Linked DNA regions of Homo sapiens: all the other regions are linked to region 2. Evidence: chromatin contacts called from ENCODE Hi-C or POLR2A ChIA-PET data. All regions are on one chromosome and are shown on one strand. The core of a region is the stretch at or near the end of the contact, and the rest is flanking DNA. Distances in the headings are between cores, read along the strand shown. Region 1 overlaps MYLK (myosin light chain kinase). Region 2 holds the start of CCDC14 (coiled-coil domain containing 14). Region 3 overlaps MYLK (myosin light chain kinase).

The links. Hi-C counts contacts between places; a loop is a spot of excess contacts on that map. ChIA-PET counts read pairs that join two places held with the same protein, here RNA polymerase II (POLR2A). Pooled maps may share reads with other maps.
Region 1: a loop to region 2 is called in a pooled map, with 2.0 times the contacts of the local background. The contact joins the enhancer-like site here to the promoter of CCDC14 in region 2. A Hi-C loop is called at or near these places in 1 of 168 maps with a recorded cell type or tissue (mammary epithelial cell) and 1 of 50 pooled maps. POLR2A ChIA-PET finds 5 or more read pairs at or near these places in 2 of 52 experiments (PC-9 and activated CD4-positive, alpha-beta T cell).
Region 3: a map of Calu3 shows a loop between it and region 2 (2.6-fold over the local background). The contact joins the enhancer-like site here to the promoter of CCDC14 in region 2. A Hi-C loop is called at or near these places in 4 of 168 maps with a recorded cell type or tissue (Calu3, HepG2, MCF 10A and 1 more), 12 of 37 single-sample maps with no recorded cell type and 7 of 50 pooled maps. POLR2A ChIA-PET finds 5 or more read pairs at or near these places in 2 of 52 experiments (BJ and H1).

The regions. Positions count from the first base shown.
Region 1 is chr3:123,782,526-123,785,307 of GRCh38, reverse strand. The region is part of intron 4 of MYLK (myosin light chain kinase); the gene reads left to right. Among named protein-coding and RNA genes, the nearest start is that of MYLK-AS2, 94 kb to the right of the region's middle. Within about 2 kb of position 1,332, at least 4 of the 41 ENCODE cell types and tissues checked have a DNase peak (open chromatin) inside an H3K27ac peak, as active enhancers do.
Region 2 is chr3:123,959,652-123,962,702 of GRCh38, reverse strand. CCDC14 (coiled-coil domain containing 14) reads left to right here and starts at 1,474. Exons shown (of 13, transcript NM_001366335.1): 1 at 1,474-1,559. The coding sequence starts at 1,530. RefSeq lists a silencer at 1,156-1,466.
Region 3 is chr3:123,756,081-123,758,925 of GRCh38, reverse strand. All of the region lies in intron 4 of MYLK (myosin light chain kinase), which reads left to right. Among named protein-coding and RNA genes, the nearest start is that of MYLK-AS2, 68 kb to the right of the region's middle. Within about 2 kb of position 1,510, at least 8 of the 41 ENCODE cell types and tissues checked have a DNase peak (open chromatin) inside an H3K27ac peak, as active enhancers do.

The DNA of each region.
Region 1 (2,782 bases), core at 83-2,582, 180 kb after region 2:
GGGTTCAAAATGGTGGACTGAACAGATGTCTTAACTTCCCTTCCTGACAAATATGACATCGAAATAAACATGAAGCAGTCCAAAGAGAATGCATTCATAGCTGCGCTAAAAACGTGAGAGGGACATTAGTGGATGAGAGATTTTCTTGGCATTGCATTGAAGGACATATTAGCTCTGCCTGCAGAACAGTTAAGGGGTGAGGCTTCAGCCATATATTTGAGATTAAAGGATTTGGAGATTAGGAGTGGATGTAGGGCAGAAGTCGGGGTGATTAAAGGAAAGCCTATTTACTAAACATGTATATGGAGAGAATTGAAGCTCCTGCTGTAGATGTTAGTTTATAAGAAACAGGATGGAAGTGTGTTGGATGTGCCATCATCTGCCCACTTGCTCCATGACCAAGCCTGTGACTATGACCAAGTCCTCTATGTGAAGCCTGCTAATAGACATTCCCCATGTGGGGCTTGCAGTCCGCCCCCTCATTCAGGGAGATAGGACTACTCCCAAGAGGTAGAAAATCCACAGAAGCCACCTGCATTTGGAAACTAGTTCTTCAGCCACTGATGGTTAACAGTTAATTCATGGACACCAGATGTCTGAAAACAACATTTATACAATATAATATTGCTATAAGAAAATTGTTGTTTTTAAAAATCAATCCATAGACAAAAGTCAAAAGTGTTCATTATAGTTACAGTACAGAAAGTAAATCCTGTAAGTTTTGGCAAGCCGAAAGTAGAGGGATGGTGAATGGTAAGGTAGAGACAGAAAAACAGAGGAAGAGAAAAATATAGTGACACTAATGTCCCCATCTTACACAGTGGGAAGTAAAGAGATTCCACCTAAAATGGATGGATCAAATAACAGGTTTAAGTATGTGACTTAAAACCATAATGACAGAGGTAAAAAAAAAAAAAAAAAAAAAAAAAAAGAAAGTCAACCCATGAGCCGTATTTGGCACACAGACCTTTTGTGTTTGGCCAGTGGTGTTCTCAAAAAGTTTGAGCAAAGATTTGCAAATGGAAAATGTACATATATGATTCGTGTATAAGTGGCTTTTCTTTACAAATGAGAGCTGGCAATGTTTCCACATGGCCACACTGGCCCAGAGGGTGCCGTCACTGTGTCTGACATTAGTTTCCAGGTCGTTATAGTCCCCACCATTCCAAGGCATCTCCCAACACTAAGGACAAGTGCCTGTTGCCAGTGAGGACCTTGCTTTTCTCCTAGCCAAGTCTATATTCATAATGGGAAAGCAGGAAATGGACAGGAAGGGCCTCGTGACATTTCTTGTCCCAGCCCACATTCCCTACATGTGTTTCCTGCCCAGCCTCTGTAGGCATTGGAGTTAGTGATTATGCTATAAATGTCCAATAAAAGATCTAAAAATCAAGTCAAGGCCAGGAAGAGGGAGGCACCGTAAGCCAGAGAAATTTCTCATCACTCCTGTGGGACTCCACTAAGTGCTGTCTAAATTCTTAAATCAAGAAATAGACACAGAGCAAAATAAAAATAATTAAAAGAAAAAAAGATTATGTCAAGGGTTATAGCTGAGAAGTAATACTGTTGCACGGAGGGGAAAGATAAAGAAGGAAAGAAACCTTTAGCCATTTTATACCCTCAACTTTCACCTTTTACTTTGTACACATTCTTATTGCTTGAATTTTTTGTAAACAGTAGACAGGAATTACTTCTGTATATTTTTTAAAAGCACAATAAAAATGCCTGCAAGAAGACTCAGTACAGCTGTCTGAGTTCAATGTCCAGATTCTATTTGACAGATGGTCAAAGATGAATACACAGTTTACAGTGAAAGAAGTGTAGACAAAGTCCGGGCATGGAAAATATATAACACTGCATTTAAAAAATTACACAACTCTGCTGGCATTTAAACAAATGGAAATCAAAATACCTTAAAAGTATTTATGCACCTAAAAAACTAGCAAAATAAGATACCAAGAGCCCACTGCTGGGGCTGTGAGGAAACAGGTGAGGTTTTCCTTTGTTGGAAGTACTGATTATTGGTTCAGCCTCCTTGGGGCTTAGATTGGCAGAATGTTACAAGGGCAATAAAACTGTTGATGTGCCTTGCCAAGAATTCTGCTTTTGACACTATAACTTAACTCTTAAAGGAGAAGAAAAAATGTAGTTGCTACAAAGATGTCCAAAGCACTATTTTTAATAACAAAAAAGGAACTAGTTTGTACTCAAAAGGAGATAGATTATTATACAAACACATCAATGTGGCAAATATTACATAATCACCTATTTGTCATTGTGGTAGCTATATCCATAAATGAAAATGCGTGTGAATAACAAAGTAGGAAGAAAAGTAGAACAAACACTGTGCACACTCTGATCACAACCATAGAAAATCCATCAATGTGTTCACTACCTAAAATTAGAAGAGGATTTGGAACTGTATGAATAGAATTATTTTTTGTTGTAAGTTCTTTAAGTGTCTGTGTTTTTAAAATTTCTCAGTGATGGTTTACTTACTAGATGGCTGGCCCTGTCTAGATATGTCTGTCTCTCTACTAATAAGGCCTTAGGCTCCTATTGTTTTAACGTGTTTCCAATTATCTCGACTGTCTGCCTTGAAATGGAAACAAAGCTGAGTGGCAAAATGACCGATGAGAGATAAAGAGACCAGATTGGGGTTTTCTTCCTCTTAACTGTATACTCAAAGTGGTGTAGGGGATCTACACAGGCATGAGCGATAGCACTGAGGTCTGGTTCATTTGTTCACATAGATACAATTTCTGGAGAGCCCAGGATGTTC
Region 2 (3,051 bases), core at 225-2,724:
TTTCATATTGTCGTAATACATTTATACATATATATGTAGGTGGAAAAAATCTTGAAGGGAATGCACCAAGCTGTTCAAAGTGATAACTCATGGGTAATGGGGTTATGGGTGGTCTTTTCCTTTTTGCTTATCTATATTTTCTAAAATAAACATGTATTAAGAAAAATCAATATGAATTCAAAAAATATCAACTTAACTAAAAAAAACCCCTTAATTTCAGGTGAATATGTCAGCAAGTTATGAAGTTATGTGAGGGCTGGGGAAGGAAAGGAGAGGTTTTCACAGTTTGATCTAATTCAAAACTAAATCTGTGAAATACTCATTTCCTAAAATCACTCAGGATAAGTGTGTGATATTTTGGTGGACATATTTTAGTTCCTGGGCTTTGACATTAATTGTAACAGACTTTTAAAGCGTAGCTCTTTTCTCCATTAAAAAGAAATGAGGCCGGGCATGGTGGCTCACCACTGTAATTCCAGCACTTTGGAGGCCAAGGCGGGCGGATCACCTGAGGTCAGGAGTGTGAGACCAGCCTGGCCAACAGGGTGAAACCCTGTCTCTACTAAAAATACAAAAATTAGCCGCGTGTGGTGGCACGCACCTGTAATCCCAGCTCTTCAGGAGGCTGAGGCAGGAGAATCGCTGGAACCCAGGAGGCAGAGGTTGCAGTGAGCTGAGATTGCGCCACTGCACTCCTGCCTGGGTGACAGTTGAAATGGAATAAACTGAGTTATCTCTCTTCAACTTGATTTAAATCATTAACCCAAAACTCAATGCCTTAAAAACCAATGACTAAAATCCTCATTAAAATGAGTGCACATGCCAATACTAAGAATGTTGTGTCATTTTTCATCAAAAGTAATTACCTCAACATAAGAGGAGACAAGTACGCATGGAAGTAAACCCAAAATCCCAACTAATGAACACCGTTCTGAGATCAGTGGCCACAGGGAATAATTCTGCAATTTCCATCACACGCAAAGGTAACAACCCCGAGGTCTTATTTTTATAGAATATCAAGAACAAAATCTTCCAAAAGGCACACGATGCCAAACTAAAAATAAAGAGCGAAAACCCAAAAAGTCGCGCTCAATTCCTTCTGAAACCTATTCGCCTCCTACCCCTGTCCCATCCTCTGGCGCTGGCGGGTCCTCGTCCCCGTTTTCCCCACCGCAAGTCCTGGAACCTCCGCTTAACTCTTTTCTCGGCGGCTCCGCCCCGGCCCCGCCCCAGCCATGCCTTGGCCCCGCCCCGTTCGCCGTTTATTGGCTTCTCCCAACCCCTGCCGGTGGGTGACAAGCCGGGAAGCTTGGAGGGGTCTATTGCGTACGCCCAAGGCGCTGGGCCTGGAGCAGGAGAAAGGGAGTGGAGGCGCGTCGGAGACTATGAAGCGCGGCATTCGGCGGGATCCTTTCCGGAAGCGGAAGCTCGGCGGGCGGGCCAAGAAGGTCCGGGAGCCCACGGCGGTTAATTCTTTTTACCGTGAGGCTTCACTTCCCTCGGTCTGGGCTTCTCTGAGGCGGCGAGAGATGGTCAGGTCTGGAGCTCGACCGGGCCAGGTGAGGGCTGAGGACCTGAGGAGTCCGCTGTGGGGATGGAGAGGGACAGGGGGGTTTTCGGGCCAGGAACTTGTAAAACTCTGCTCGAAAAAAGACAAAGACAATGCGGCGACATTAAAGTGCTGGGACAGAGGTGCAGGGAACACCTAATCTTCCCGTCGTAACACGGCCGCTCGGTCTCTAGATGTTTCTGTTTAAATCGTCGTAGCCCTAGTCTAGAGCGCCGGCTTTGGGGTCAGGCCCGGGTTCGAGTCCCAGCCTTCGCCGCTGCGTCGAGTGACTTAACCTCTCCTAGCTTCAGTCACCTGCAGATTGAGAGTCTACTACTTTTTACTGCTCAGAACTTCCTATTCCTTAGCTGCAAAATAGGCAGAAATAAGCATAAAATCCTGTCTCAAAGAATTGAGAAGGTTAAATAAGAGAACCCGGTAAAAACATCGATCACACAGTTGTTGTAGACATACAACAAAATTTAGTTCCCTTTAAAACACGTAGTTTGCCACCATCTTAATGATAACAGCAGCCAACATTTAGATAGGACTTATGTGGCAGATGCTACTGTAAGTGCTTTTATGTATTACATAGAATAACTCATTTAATAGTCACGATATCCTTATGAGGTAAGTACTATTATCCCTATTTTATATATGAGGAAATCGAGGGCTGGAGGATTCAAATAACTTGGCAGTTACACAGCTGTGGAAACAAGATTCAGACTCACAAAACTGATGCCAGAGTCCATTCTTCTTTTAAACATTTTACCTAGTAGATGTATGACTTTGAACAAACCACTTTTCTGAAATTTAGGTTCCCACCTCACAAATAATAACTCACAGGGTATGGATTAAGTGAAAATGAAAGACCTTAGCACACTGTAAGTCATTCTACAAAGGCAGTATTATCTTGTACTTGTTGGTAGGAGATATGACTACTAAGAAATGCTTATATGATTCTCAAATAGCAAAATTAAAAGTTTAATGATAATAACCTCGTAGAAGTAAGTGTAAAATAAAGCAAACTGATTCTCCTGTATTGTGATTAGGACACTCCTTTTGGAGAGCAGCTTTGCAGTTTGTATCAAGGGTTATTAAATTGCTAATAACCTTTCACCAAATAATTTTCTTTTTAATCCTAAATATAAAAAGGCTGTTTTCAGTAGATAGAAAGGCTTATTCCAGGTTTGTTTTTTTAATTGTGAAAAATATGAAGCAAACCAAGACCATTATTATATTACTTCCACTGAAGGAAATATTATACAACCATTAAAAATTTATGAATATGAAAAAGATTTAAAAGTAGAAAACACAGGATTTAAAATTGCAAATATCTAGGTATTATGACTAAGTAAAAAATGCATATGAAAAAAGATTGGAGGCCCCAATAGCAAAGAACACATCTAGTACCTAGATCTTGGTTTCCACGTACCACTGTCCACTAAGGAGTCATGGCTTCTTGGAGAAATGACCAACTCCAGGGCTGAGCAGGGGTAATA
Region 3 (2,845 bases), core at 261-2,760, 200 kb after region 2:
CTGAGCCCAGGAGTTCGAGGCTGCAAAATGAGCTGATTGTGCCACTGCACTCTAGCCTGGGCAACAGAGTGAGAACGTGTCTCAGAAAAAAAAGAAAGAAAGAAAGAAAGAAAAATCTGTATCTTTGTTTGGCTGCTCCAAAGGGTTTTAGATGCTTATATCATTAAAAGGGAATCAAAAAGTTGCATGTGTTGATAAGGTTGGTCTAGATAAAAGGAAATAGATCTTTTTGATTAAGCGGTCCAGAAGGGCTTGAATTGTAACCCCCAGCTACGGAGCTATAACTTGCCTTGTGTTTTCAGTGACAGAAACAAGTCCTCAGCCTTGCAGATGTCGAGGTGCAGGGATTCCTATGTCTCGGGTCATAGGAAAAGAAAGCATGCCATAGGAAGTGAGAGTGGCTGATCACAGAGAAAGAGACTTTGAGCATCTGTCCCTGGAGACCCACATGGCATTTGCTGAGCCATTGAGAGGAACAATTCTCTGCATTCTGGTTTTATTTACACGGAAGCACTTTTGTCCTCATTGGTTTACAAGTTGGACATGGGGGTGGGGAGCATCCAGCAGTTTAAGCCTCTCACTAATTGCTGTTTTTAGTTGGTATGGTCTCTTCCTGATGGGTTCTGTGGGTTCAGTTAAGGCTTTTGACTGTTGGCAATGGGATTATTCAAAGCCTTAATTAAGTGCCTGCCTGCTTATGGGGCTGAGTGCCAGTTGCTGACACAGACGCAGGCTCTGAAGCTTGGTCATGCCATGCCCCTGGCTCACCCTTCACTCTTCACCCTCATAACATACCCATGAGGTAAGTTTTATAGACATTTTCTGTGGTCTGATTTGTTTGGGGTGTTAATGTTTTCCTTCTTTTTTTTTTTTGTGCAACCACGTCCATTTATTATCTGAGTGAGCTTATACTTGGAGATGGGGCAGAAGAAGATTGATTCTTCTTCAGCTAATCCCTCAGCACCATTGGTTTTATTTCCTACTATTTTTCAGTTTTTAATCACCAGTCCTCTTCTAGTCTTTTATCATAGGAGAAACAACACTTGTAACAGGGTAAGAAGTTCACAGTAATGTGTTACAGGCAGGCAGGCAACAATCATGAATACATAGACAGTGTTGCAGAATGAGGCTTTGTCAGCTTAGGGGAGATGTCCATCTAGAAGAATTCCTTAATGTCCCCTCCTCCAGGCCCAGCCTTTCCCAGCATCCCTTCAGTTACTTAACAATCAAGTAAATACTCAGTGGCAACCCCTCGGGTCTGTTGTTCCCAGCCCTAAAGATTCTTCAGCTCACTGCTCATATCTTCTTGGTGCATCTTCCCAATCCCCAGTGTCCTGCTGGGCAGTCTGTTTTCTCCCTGGCCTCAGCTCAATCCTGCTTTCTCTCCTTCCTGGTCTTCCTCCATCCCTGATGTGGGCAGAGCCTCAGTTCCTTCTTCCTGCTCATGTGACCTATCTGCGGTTGGGCCACCGCAGCTGTGCCCTGCAGCTGTGTGGGTTTGTAGTGTGTGCATTGCGCCAGGCCCTGCCAGACAAAAAAGACATGCGGCAGATCTGCAGAATCAGCACAATCACCCCCTTTCTGCTACTCACCAAGCTTGGAGAAGATGGATATGTTGCTTTGAGTCTTGGAGGACCTATAGGGACAAAGAATTTGCCCCTGCTCTGAGCACAGGCTATGGTAGCCCGTCCTAAGCAACTGAGGATAAGTTGAAAGCCCTTGATATATGTTAGAGAAAAACCAAAATGTTTAGTGCTCTAACAGATGTTTTGCTTTTAGTCATTAAGTAAATCTCAAGGCAGCACCAGGTTCTGGAAACTGCCTCTCAAGTGAGACAGGCAGGTAGAATGCAGTGGCCAAGCGACTGCCTGCCTGCAGCTCAGCTTTCTCCTCAACCTTCAGCAAGCACAGAATGAGCCCTCATTCCTTTTAAAGGCCTTTTGAGGCCATAAAGGTTTTTGAGGACATTTTATGAAGCTGGAGCACAGTTTTACTATTTAAAATTATTATAGGGGTTATGGTGACTATATCTTTATTTTTATGACAAGTTGTTGGTTATACCCTTGATTTATTTGATACCGGGCTTTTGTTCAAGAATACAACCTCCAATTAAATGTGGTTACTGTGTCAAGAATGCGATTCTCTCCTTAGAGTGACCCTCTTTGGTGCCATTTCCAAAACTCATTGTGGTGAAAACTCAGGGCTGTCTATTCATGTTTGTGAGCATTTCTTCTGTGGTTACTTGGTTTTCTCATATGGAGGATTAGAGGGTACTAAGGCTGTGGGTTGGACCCAGAGGAGAATGCAGGGGAAAGGAAAGAATCTTCCCTAAGAAGCTAAGTGGGTCACCATTTAAAACCATAATACTTCAGAGATGGGAGGAACCTTAGATACCAAAAGCAATTTCCTCCTTAATACAAGGAAGGAATTACAACCCAAGAAAGCTAGGACACCAAGCCAGGCCCAGAGTGTGCAGGCCTTGGCTTGCATACTAGCCTCTCTGTACCACACTGACTCTCCTAGGGGTGTCTTAGGTACACACCTGGCAGGCACCAATCCTGTCCTATTACGAAAACAAGGGAATAGCCCAAGACTTGCTTATGGTGTGATTATAACCTTGGTGAACCATTTGACACTTTCCAAAAGTGGGGAGCAGATATTGCTTTAACCTATAAGGGATTTAGGGTCTCTTGGAGATAGACGCTTATGAATACTTTTGGTTCTACAGAACTTACCTCACCAAAAACATGAATTTACGATGAGGCATGGAGACAACCACTCAACCTGGAAACCAAAATTATGGTCTCCAATCTGCCATTTAAGCTGCCATGTGAGATCATGGCAA